Regions from separate parts of the Homo sapiens genome. Here region 1 is linked to region 2. The links are chromatin contacts, found by Hi-C or POLR2A ChIA-PET in ENCODE. All regions are on one chromosome and are shown on one strand. Each heading gives the region's core, a stretch centred on a gene start or an enhancer-like site at or near the end of the contact. The rest is flanking DNA. Distances are from core to core; before and after follow the strand shown. Region 1 overlaps LOC105376819 (a long non-coding RNA gene). Region 2 overlaps CAPZB (capping actin protein of muscle Z-line subunit beta).

What was found. A loop is a pair of places that touch in the nucleus more often than their neighbours do. ChIA-PET counts read pairs that join two places held with the same protein, here RNA polymerase II (POLR2A). Pooled maps may share reads with other maps.
Region 1: a pooled map shows a loop between it and region 2 (2.3-fold over the local background). The contact joins two enhancer-like sites. A Hi-C loop is called at or near these places in 1 of 50 pooled maps. POLR2A ChIA-PET finds 5 or more read pairs at or near these places in 3 of 52 experiments (H1, activated CD4-positive, alpha-beta T cell and common myeloid progenitor, CD34-positive).

The regions. Positions count from the first base shown.
Region 1 is chr1:19,503,925-19,509,753 of GRCh38, reverse strand. The region is part of intron 1 of LOC105376819 (a long non-coding RNA gene); the gene reads right to left. Among named protein-coding and RNA genes, the nearest start is that of CAPZB, 21 kb to the right of the region's middle. Within about 2 kb of position 3,914, at least 18 of the 41 ENCODE cell types and tissues checked have a DNase peak (open chromatin) inside an H3K27ac peak, as active enhancers do.
Region 2 is chr1:19,337,947-19,343,802 of GRCh38, reverse strand. It overlaps CAPZB (capping actin protein of muscle Z-line subunit beta), which reads left to right. Exons shown (of 9, transcript NM_004930.5): 9 at 4,186-5,028. The coding sequence ends at 4,273. Among named protein-coding and RNA genes, the nearest start is that of SLC66A1, 29 kb to the right of the region's middle. RefSeq lists enhancers at 2,077-3,051, 3,817-4,318, 5,485-5,856. Within about 2 kb of position 2,127, at least 8 of the 41 ENCODE cell types and tissues checked have a DNase peak (open chromatin) inside an H3K27ac peak, as active enhancers do.

The DNA of each region.
Region 1 (5,829 bases), core at 2,665-5,164, 160 kb before region 2:
AACTCCTGACCTCAAGTGATCCACCCGCTTCAGCCTCCCAAAGTGCTGGGATTACAGGCATAAGCCACCATGCCCGGCCCACAAGATCATTCATTTTCCAGAGCCTCAACTTTTTCATCTATAAAATAGGAATAATACTACCTGCCTTTCCTGGTTGTTATCAGAGCTGGACATTTATAAATTGCCTCTCACACTACCCAGCACCATGGAAATATTTAATGAATTACAGCTAACGCTATTATAGTTTTCGTTTTGTTTGTTTTCTTTAGACATGCTGTCACCCAGGCTGGAGTGCAGTAGTGCCATCACTGCTAAGTGCAGCCTCAAACTCCTGGACTCAAGCAATCCTCCTGCCTCAACCTCCCCAATGGCTGGGACTGTAGGCATGCCACCATGCCCAGCTAATTTTAAAATTTTTATTTTGTATGGATGGTGTCTCACTATGTTGCCCAGGTTGGTCTTGAACTCCTAGTGTCAGAGGCATTTGAACCAGAGCAACTCAATCTTGAATAGGGGCTGGGTAAAATAACTGAGACCTCCTGGGCTGCGTTCCCAGGTTAGGCATTCTTAGTCACAGGATGAGATAGGAGGCCGGCACAAGATACAGGTCACAAAGACCTTGCTGATAAAACAGGATGTGGTAAAGAAGCCGGCCAAAACCCACCAAAACCAAAATGATGATGAAAGTGACCTCTTGTTGACCTCACTGCTCATGATATGCTAATTAGAATGCATTAGCATGCTAAAAGACACTCCCACCAGCTCCATGACAGTTTACAAATGCCGTGGCAATGTTCTGAAGTTATCCTTTATGGTCTAAAACGGGAAGGAACGCTCAATTCCTGGAAATCCCCATCCCTTTCCCAGAAAACTCATGAATAATCCACCCCTTGTTTAGCGTATAGTCAAGAAATAACTATAAGTACATTCAGGTGGGCAGCACATACCATTGCTCTGCCTATGGAGTAGCCATTCTTTTTTTTTTTTTTTTTTTTTTTTTTTTTTTGAGACAGAGTCTCGCTCTGTCGCCCAGGCCGGACTGCGGACTGCAGTGGCGCAATCTCGGCTCACTGCAAGCTCCGCTTCCCGGGTTCACGCCATTCTCCTGCCTCAGCCTCCCGAGTAGCTGGGACTACAGGCGCCCGCCACCGCGCCCGGCTAATTTTTTGTATTTTTAGTAGAGACGGGGTTTCACCTTGTTAGCCAGGATGGTCTCGATCTCCTGACCTCATGATCCACCCGCCTCGGCCTCCCAAAGTGCTGGGATTACAGGCGTGAGCCACCGCGCCCGGCCAACCATTCTTTTATTCTTTTACTTTCTTAATAAAGTTGCTTTCACTTCACTCTATGGACTTGCCCTGAATTCTTTATTGCACAAGATCCAAGAACCCTCTCTTGGGGTCTGGATTGGGACCCCTTTCCAGTAACACTGGCCTCAAGTGATCCTCCTGCCTCAGCCTCCCAAAGTGTTGGGATTATACGTGTGAGCCACCGCACCTGGCCTACTTTTTAAAAAAATCATAATCATTTTTGGCCAGGCGCAGTGGCTCATGCCTGTAATCCTAGCACTTTGGGAGGCTGAGGCGGGCAGATCATGAGGTCAGGAGATCAAGATCATCCTGGGTAACACGGTGAAACCCATCTCTACTAAAAAAAATACAAAAAAATTAGCCGGGCATGGTGGCGGGCACCGGTAGTCCCAGCTACTCGGGAGGCTGAGGCAGGAGAATGGCGTGAACCCGGGAGGCGGAGCTTGCAGTGAGCCGAGATTGGCCACTGCACTCCAGCCTGGGTGACAGAGCGAGACTCTGTCTCCAAAAAAAAAAAAAAAAAAAAAAAAAAACCATAATCATTTTTAGGAAGTTCAATTTCAAGGACCTCTCTGTTTCAAGAAGATTTCCCGATCTGTTTATGCTAACAGGTCTCATAGCCCATCTCTTCTGATTGGATCAGAATCCCCGACAGCTTAGAGGCTGGCAGGCTGAGGGTCCCCAAGGCATGAGAGAAGAGGGGGCTGTGGGGAACTTGGAGGAAGCATCACAGGAAGCTGCAGGTGGGCGGGAGGGGGATTCGTCCTGCTCCTACTAACCAAATGCACAGTCTTCCCCTCAAGCTTGCTTCTCCTCTGAGCTCTTTTGTGCCCTTGGTGATGGGTGGGGTAGACTGAGAATGGAGAACAACACAATGGTGGGAGAGGATGGGGTGGTGGAGTCGGGGGTTGGAAGAATCAGGAGGCACCCTTGTGTTTTCCCTCCAGAGGTGGCACCCCTGGGGTGGTAGATAAGGCATTGTGTTTGGAATTCAGCCCCATGGGTGTATGTAGCTGGGGTTCTAGTCCCTCCTGAGCTACCCTCGGCAAATTAGTATACCCCCGTTAGTCCTGTTTTCTGTGTCAGTTAAATGGCCAAGCTAATAATAAAGTCCACACAGAATTGGGACGCTCAAATAATAAACAATAGCACTGTCCCCAGGCATGGAGCAAATACTGCTTGCCAGGTTCTGGGCTGAGTAATTCCCACCCATTACTTCATCCGATCCTCACAACAGGCCCCAAAGGTAGGTGTTATTGTTTCTATTTTACAAGAAGGAACCCAGGACTCAAGAGAGGCGAAGGCTCCTTCCCATGCACCTCCCTCCTTTGTAATCTGGAAAGTCCTGGGTAGTTGTAATTTGTAGTTATGAATTTCTGGAGTTCTCAGCTCATTCCCTGGAGATTTGTGCTAGAAAGTTCTAGAAGATTGCAGAGTTTATTAAATAAATTGATTTGACAGGTATTTGTTGAACACTTTGCTATGGTCTGAATGTTTTTGTGTCCCTAATATTCATATGTAAAATCTTCACTTCCAAGGTATTAGGAGGTGGGCATTTGGGGAAGTGATCAGGGCATGAGAGTGGTGACCTCAGGATTGGGATCAGTGTGCTTATGAAAGAGACCATAGGGCACTAGCCAGCCCCTTCCACCATGTGGGGACACAGTGAGAAGGCACCACCTGTGAACCAGGAATAGGGCGTTCACCAGACACCAAATCTGCTGGCGCCATGATCTTGGACTTGCCAGCCTCCAGAACGGTGAGAAGTAAATTTCTGCTGTTTATAAAATGCTCAGTCCATGGTAGTTTGTTATAACAGCCCAAATAGACCAACACACCTGCTGGATGCTAGAAGTGGTTCTAGGTGCTTGGGATTCAGCAATGAACATCATAAAGCACCCTCAAAGAGGATACATTTTTGCATGCAAAGACTGAAAGATCAGCAACAAAGAAATATAAAATAAGACAAGGTAAGTGGGGAGTGCAATTTTTTGTCCAATGGTCAGAGAAGTAGGTTGTGCTCACCACTGTGACAAGATGGAAGCTGTGCTCACCACTTGCATTACAGTGTACAAGAATGTAATCTCCATAAGGACAGGGCCCTGGAATCTTGTTTCCCTTACAGCTCCAGTCCCTAGCACAAATTCTGGTTTCTAGTAGGTGCTCAATAAATATTTGTTGAATGAATGAACAAATAGCCTCAGTCTCAGATCTGCCGGAGAAATGTCCATTTTAGGGTAGGCATGGGATTTTGAATTCACCTCCTATGAGCTGACATTTATGGAGAAACTTGCGTGCCCCAGGCACTGTGCCAGCCTCCATGGCTGAGTACAGCCCTTCCCTTGAGCATCTTCATTGGAGAAGATAGCGGCGCTTGCAATTTAGTGGTCTAGAAGAGAAGGCAGCAAAGAGAATAAAGGAAGAACAGGAGTTAAGTGCAAAGAGGAAGCGTTTCAGGGTCAGCAAAGAATTCGGCAAGTGTATTGCCTGACATCTTTTTCTTGATGCAAAAAATAGCTAGTTCTGCTTTTTGGACTGGGGCTCGCTGAGTCAGGGGTTCAAAGAGAATAGCATGAGGATAGGAGCAGTAAATGTCATCTGCAGCAGATGGTGATGCCCCAGAGACAGACCGTGGCCTTGAAGATGCTTCCCTCCACCGACTCTGGCCCAAGAATCAAGGTCAAGGGCAGGCAACCGAGCTCAGCAACCTGGGGTCCCGATCCCAGCCTCTCAACTGGGCCAACCCTACCCAAGAACATCACCGTTGTTCCACCCGCTTGGACTCCACACCAGGCTCAGTGGAGTCTCAGAGTCCATGGGTGTGAGAAGAATAATTCCAGCATCTGTTATTAACCATCATTTCCATTGTTTTGGCTTCACTTTCTCTTTGGCCCTGAGAACACTGGGTCAGTGCTTCTTTGAGCACAAAACGACTGATTTGCCAGGTCTTTGTTCAGCCTCACAAAAGAAGGGGATGATTATTACAAGAACAGATTTTGCATTCCATATTTACCCCAGATGACACTGCCTTGATCCCTAAAATAACTCCAGATCGCCTGGGTGGAACTTGCTTGTTCCTTTTCATCTTGCTATTTTGCAATTGTTTATGGAGAACATCACCATAGTGATATTATCAGAGCAGGGCAGAATGAAACTCCAAACTCTGGGTTGTTATTGGTTTTTCCTTTGTACCTCGGAACATGACTTTTTCACCTCAAACCTTCTCTATTATTTCTTATAAGCATTACAGTTCTCAGTTCCAACTCAGCCAGCATCACTTTCTGACTCATCCCCAGCAGTTAAAACCACAGAGGTGGTCCACACTGGGATGAGGGATGGAAGTGCTTGGGTTGAGTTTCCAAATTGGAAACTATTTACCAGAAATCCTCTTTCCTTCAGATAAGACTGGGGTCAAAGTACTAGAGTGTTGAAAGAGGCACTAAATAAACTAAGAATCTAAAGGACCTTCAGTGTTTGGGCCAAGGAACATGGTGATAGAGTTCAACAAATAAACACAGCTGGCGTAGGGTGAGCCTTTAGCAAACACTTATCTTCTTGATTTTGTTTTTTTTTTTTTTTTTTTTTGCTCATAATTGTCAACTTGGCCCAAAGCCTTTATTATAGCATTCTCATACACTGCTGCCAGTGGTGTGTATTTGTACAACTTTTTAATGAAATTTGGCAATGAATAGCAAAAGTCTTGACAATGTAGCTCTTCCTTAGATGCAAAATTCTACTTGTGAGTGCTAAAAAAATAATTAGGGATATGAGCAGAAGGATACATACAAAGATGTTTATTGCTATTGATGGTGAAAAACTGGAAACAACCAAACTGTACAACATTAGGGGGTTACTTAAAAAAAATCAAAATACAGGACTGGCGCAGTGGCTCATGCCTATAATCCCAGCACTTTGGGAGGCTGAGGTGGGAGGAGCACTTGAACCTAGCAGTTTGAGACCAGCTTAGGCAACACAGTGGGACGCTGTCTCTACAAACAATTTTTAAAAAGTAAAACAACAAAAAAAATCATGACCCCCACTCCATGCAATGGATACTGAGCCACTATTAAAAATTATGCCGGTTGGGCGCGGTGGCTCATGCCTGTAATCCCAGCACTTTTGGAGGCCAAGGCTGGCAGATCACTTGAGATCAGGAGTTCGAGACTAGCCTGGCCAACATGGTGAAACTCTGTCTCTACTAAAAATACAAAAATTAGCCAGGTACAGGGGTGGGCATCTGTAATCCCAGCTACTTGGGGGGCTGCGGCAGGGGAATCGCTTGAACCCAGGAGGTAGAGGTTGCAATGAGCCGAAATCACACCACTGCACTCCAGCCTGGGTGATAAAGCGAGACTCCATCTCAAGAAAAAAAAAGACCAGGCGCGGTGGCTCATGCCTGCAATCCCAGCACTTTGGGAGGCCGAGGTGGGCAGATCGCAAGGTCAGGAGTTCGAGACCAGCCTGGCCAATATGGTGAAACCCCGTCTCTACTAAAAATACAAAAATTAGCCCGGCATGG
Region 2 (5,856 bases), core at 878-3,377:
GTCCTGCACCATCCTTCCCACCTCGTGCCCTCAGCTCTGCAGTGTCAGCCCAAACAAAAGCCGGGCGCTCTCTGGACCCTCCAGGTCCACGGCGGACAGAGCAGGAGGCAGGCCTCTGACATGAGGCCAGAGCCCAGCTGGGGGCAGTAAACGGCTGTGGAGGGAGCACTGGCCTTGGAGTCAGGAGAGTCAGGAGGCCGGGATCTCCCCTAAGCTCTGTCATCCCGAGCTGCATGGCCTCTGGCACTCCTCGCAGAGGCCCTTGTCCAGTCGAGGAGGCACGGTCGGCTGAGATGATGAATCTAGAACACGCTCTGCAGTCCAGCAGCACCGTGTGAGTCGGGCTGTGCTATGCCTTTAGCGGCCAGCCCTCTCACCCACTGCCGTGGTGTAGCTCTCACAGCCCAGCCCAGAGGAGAGGCAGGCTGCAGTCCCGGGGCTGCCCCAGCTCGTGGACTGGGGTGGGCGACAGATTTCAGTCACCTGCTTTACAGTTTTAAAACAGAGGAGGAGTCCTCTTTGGACCCTTGTCTTCTGATCCCCTGCCCACCTGGGGGAGGCTTGGTCTTCGTGACCTGTGACAGGGTTAGAGCCCAGTGGTCCCTGGCGTTAGGCCTGCCACTGGCAGCCACTGCCCGATACACCAAACACACTTTCCCGCCCAGCCAACCTGCACAGTCCCCAGGCAGTGGCTGGGAAGTGGGGGAGAGAAGCCGAAGAGCCTGCGGGTGGTGGTGGCGAGCCCCTGAATACCACGACCACCGCCAGCGTGGACCTCTGCAGCGGCGATACCACTCCACACCCCAGAGCCGCCACGGCATCCCCCCTTCCGCCTCGTGGGTCTCCCTGAATTTCCTCCTCAGCTGTGGCCCCCTGCGTTCCTGGCTTCTCGTCGTTCTCTTCCCTCCCACTCCACTCATCTTGAACACTCTCTGTAGATCTATTGATGCTATCCCTGACAACCAAAAGTTTAAGCAGTTGCAGAGGGAGCTCTCTCAAGTGCTGACCCAGCGCCAGATCTACATCCAGCCTGATAATTAAGCCGATCCAGGTACCCTGCCTGAGAGCCGCGAGACCCTCCCCACTAAAACAGGACTCACCAACCCGCCGAGACCCTGCCGGTCCGGCTGCTGCTCCGCGGCCATTTAAACCACCACTAACCCCCACGTGTGCTCCCGGTCGGTGCACAGCCACATTCCCGTGTAGCCTCGGCCCCATGTAACACGGCACCTATCACGTGTGTGTGCTTTCCACTCTGGGTGGAGGCTGGGTGTGGGGAAGACGGCTGATTTTTTGGCTTTTGCTTCTGAAGAAGCCCAGGCCAAGGGACGGATGCTGCCTCTCCAGCAGCAGCCACTTGTGTGCACCGGCCTGACTGTCCCCAGGGCAGGGATCTGCCTGCCGTCCACCCCCCCATGCTTCAGAGGAGCCTCTGATGCTGGTGCAGGGATCCCAGAAGCCACATAAGCCTCCCCGCTGCTCAGCGGCACATTGCCTGTCCAGGGCTAGCTGGCTTGGAAGGGGTGACCTCACTCTCTGATCTCTGAGTCTCTGGGGTTGGAGGGCAGAGTCAGGGCTGGACTCCACCCTGGCTGGCCCAGATGCTCTGCTGGAGCTGCCTGGACGCCCAGTGCCGACTCGGCCACAACCAGCATAACCTTCCGCCCCTAACGAGCTGCAGCTGTTCCTTTAAACAGGTTTCGCTAATGGAAAGGAAAATAGTCTTGCTTGTTGGTAATGGCCAAGAACCATGACTTGAGCTTGTGACAGATCCAGATGTAGGGAAGGAGGCAGCATCCCTGGAGAGTAGGAGGGAAACTTGTTTGTAAAAAGAAGGCATTTGGAACCCTGCCAACTGGGGCTGCAGAGCCCAGGTCCAGGGGCTGCGCACTGAAGGCCCACCCCAGAAGGGGTGCAGCAGACTTTCCAAGGTGGAGGTGGGGTCAGGCACTTAGAAAACCAGGTGGAGCTGCTTTTCCGAGGCCGTGGGACTTAAGTGCACCAGTCTGGTCTGTGTGTGCCAACTTAAGGCCCACGACTCGGGTCAGCCTCACAGTGTGGCCATCAGGCATTTCCATCATGGCATTGAGAAAAAACTCTTTTTAAGATACACCGTGATGGTGCAGTTCCCTGGCCGCCCACTGGGGGCGTCCTGGCGTAGAAACCCTGGCAGCCAGGTCTGCTCAAGATGACTCCTCCCTCCCACAGAGTCGAGCACTGTCTCCAAGCGCTGATTCGAGGTTGCTTGGCCGTGACCTTCCCAAGCATTGTCCCTTAAATAAGCCCCCTGCTCCTTCCGCCTTCCACCATTTCACTTCTAACTTCCTGTGTCTAACATGATTCTAGCTCTGGAACTTTCTCCTTCGTGTGATCCAGCCAAGACCTGGCGGGCTTGGCTCTTCCTTCCCAGAAGAGCCAGTGACCACCCAGGCTAGAGGTCCTGTGCGCTGCTGCTTTGCCCGCCGCATCTCCCGCTGGCCATGTTGACCTCCCGCTGTGAGCTTGGCAAGAAGCCCCTGGGGAATCGGCTGAGATTTGGAGCCTGGGGGCCGTGGGGGCTGATGCCTTTGGCCGCCGCAGAGCCAGGGACAGTCCTGGGAAGATACTCAGAAACGTGTATTTCCCCAGCATGAACCAAATGTCTGCGTTTCTCCTGGGAGTTTTTTCAGTTGTATGCAGCTTGCTTCCAGGTCTTGTCTTATGGCACCTGCTGAGTATTTTGAGGGCTCTTCCTGTGACTTGTAGGGATTCGGTAGCCAGAACTCAGTCTGGGTGCTGTTGCTTCTCCTGGGCCCTGCTTCACTTCCATTTGCCCATTTTTGCTTCTGGGGATTGATTTTTCTGATTCTTCCTTCCCATGGCTGGTGTGAATCAAACGTGAGAGTCCGGCTGAGTGCACTCTCCGTAGCACTCTTCTTGAGCAGCCCTCTACCCACTCTTTCCACTGCTTCTAAACTGTTATAAAACCTACATTTAGGAAGTCTTTGCCTAACCAATATGTTGGGTAAATTTGACAAAATGATTAAAGAATTGCTAGGGGGGCATTCCTCTGAGCCTCAGTTTCCTCATCTGTAAATTGGGTTGATAGCTTTTTTCTTTTTTAAGCCTTGACTTCGCTTTTTGTTGTTGTCGTTGTAGAGATGGGGTCTCACTATGTTGCCCAGGCTGGTCTTGAACTCCTGGCCTTAAATGATCCTCCTGCCTTGGCCTCCCAAAGTGCTGGGATTACAGGCTTGAGCCACCACATCCGGCCGGGTTGATAGTTGAGACTTCCCCAGGATGCCCGTGAAAATTAAATGAGATAATATATGTGAAAGGCGTTTTGTAAACTGTGAAATCTCCATAAGCCTTCATTGTTTCTGGCTTTGTTGATGAGCGTCCCCACACATACGTGAATGCGGTCGCCCTGAACGTTTCCCCACAAATCCAGAATTTGACAGCAGGGATCCCAGGGGCACTTGGCTGTCCTGTGCCGCCCTTTGCAATCCGGGCTGAGGGGTTTTCTGGGCCAAGTTAACAGCGGATGGTGCCTCACAGCAGAGGCCTGAAAGCACCTGCTGCGTGGGCCATAAACACAGTGTGCTCAGACACGCAGAGACACTGGTTCTTACCCACTCCCAAGGGTGGGATAACGCTGCACCTTGCACTTGTGGGATGAGGAATGAGGCTCTTCTGCTGGGCAGGGCCTGGGCAAGGGAGAAGCTTTTATAGAGGAACCCGCATGGCCCCGGAGTCCTCCCCTCTTAGCCCCTGGCCTGAGTCCCCAGCCAGCAACCCAGGGTAGCTGTTCTGAAGCAGAGGGGCTTTGTTCCATTGTGTTTGGAAGCCCAGAAGCCACCTTGTGGCTTAGGGTGACATAGGGACCTACACACAGAGGAGTGAACTTAGGGTTCTAGGGACTATGGCCGGGTCACCGGTGGCCAGGGGCAGAGATGAGCACCTGTCCATGTAAGCCATATGCCACCCCCACAGGGCCTGGCAAGGTGCAGAGGGTGCAGGTCTCGGCCATGTACCCCTTTGCCCCTTTCTGAGAGGGGCAGATGCCCAGCCCAGTGACCCAGAGCCTCACCCCAGGAAGCGGGTCCATGCAGCAAATCAGCCAGGCACTGGCATGGTGGCCCCCAGGCCTCCACCGCCTCACCAGTCCCTGTTCAATCTGCTGATAACGCCTTTCCTCCCTTGCAGGTCTGTGCAGACTTTTGCAGACAAATCAAAACAAGAAGCTCTGAAGAATGACCTGGTGGAGGCTTTGAAGAGAAAGCAGCAATGCTAAACCTCTGTTTCATGCTAACCAGACACGCCGTGCACTCGTTAGATTCCTTTCTTAGAAAACTCGTTTTCTGCTCCCTTCCCTCGTCCCTTCCCTCCCCGACAGGTCACATAACAGCTGCATCATTGACCGCACAGCGCCATCTCTCCCTGAGAATAAAGCCGATAGCCACCCTCCTCCGGCTCCGAGCCTGCTTCTGCCACACCTCGCTCTCAGTTCTCTCCACATTTCCATAGAGACCGTGTGGTTTTTGTTCACCCGGGCCCCCCGTCTTCCTCCCTGTCCCCCCATTTATAGGCATAAAATCCACTGTCTGCCAGCCTCCCTTCCCTCCCACCTTTTTGGTACATTGGTGTAAAAAATGTAAAACAAAAAAATTTTATGAACTAACTGTGGTGTGTGAAAGAGAGAAGAAAAACTGGAAATCTTATTCCGTGTGTGTTTGGGAGTTGCTTGGGGTTGGGGGTCGTGGGGACAGGGGACAGCTCTGGGAGCAGAGGTGGCCCTCGGTGCCGTCCTGCGCAGACTCTCCCGTCCCACGGAGGCCGCGGGGTGGGGGCTGGGGGGGGTGCCGCCGACCGTTCCGCTCTTCCGGCCAGGTGCTTTTCTGTCAATTTCTATGGAATGCAAAAGGAGGTTTTTGTTTTATTTTGTTTTTTTGTAAAGCTTAAGAAAAAAATCTACATCTTATACTTGAGCCTCCATACTTAAAAAAAGAAAAGAAAAGAAATCAATAAAAAGAAACTGGGGCGCAGTTAGCGCTGGCCTTCTGTGTTCCTTCTCGCCGGCCTCGCTTTCCGAGCGCGTGTGGCCGTGGCCGTGCGCTGGCTCCAAGCTGGGACGCGTGTGGGCCCCGCTCACGGCAGCAAGGAAGTGTCCCGTCCCCAGCCCCGCCGCCCTGAAAACACCAGGTATGTGATGAGGTGCAGAGTCCCTGTCCCTTTCCGCCCTCTGCCGTTGGAGGGCAGAAGCACCAGCAAACACTGTTCTGGCGCCGCAGCACGCACCTCCCGCCGCCTTCCCACTGTGCCTAGTACAAATGTGAGGCAGCCGAGGTTCAGTTGCAGTAACTCAGCCAAGGCTGCACAGAGCCACAGAGTCTGCCTTCTACCCTCCAAACTGCCCCAGGGAAGATCTGAAGCAGATCTCAAAGTCCCTGCCGAGACCATCCCCCCATCTGTCCGTGGCCAATCAGCGGGCTCCACAACCTGGCCAGCCCATGTGTTTGAGGTCCCTGGGTCTGATGCAACATCTTTTTTTTTGAGACGGAGTTTCACTCTTGTTGCCCAGGCTGGAGTGCAATGGCATGATCTTGGCTCACTGTAACCTCCGCCTCCCAGGTTCAAGCGATTCTCCTGCCTCAGCCTCCTCAGTAGCTGGCATTACAGGCATGTGCCACCATGCCCAGCTAACGTATTTTTAGTAGAGACGGGGTTTCTCCTTGTTGGTCAGGCTGGTCTCGAGCTCCCGATCTCAGGTGACCCTCCCGCCTCCCAATGTGCTGGGATTACAGGCGTGAGCCACCGCACCCGGCCGATGCAGTATCTTTATGGAGTGCAAGTGCCATGGCATACAGACAGCAGAGA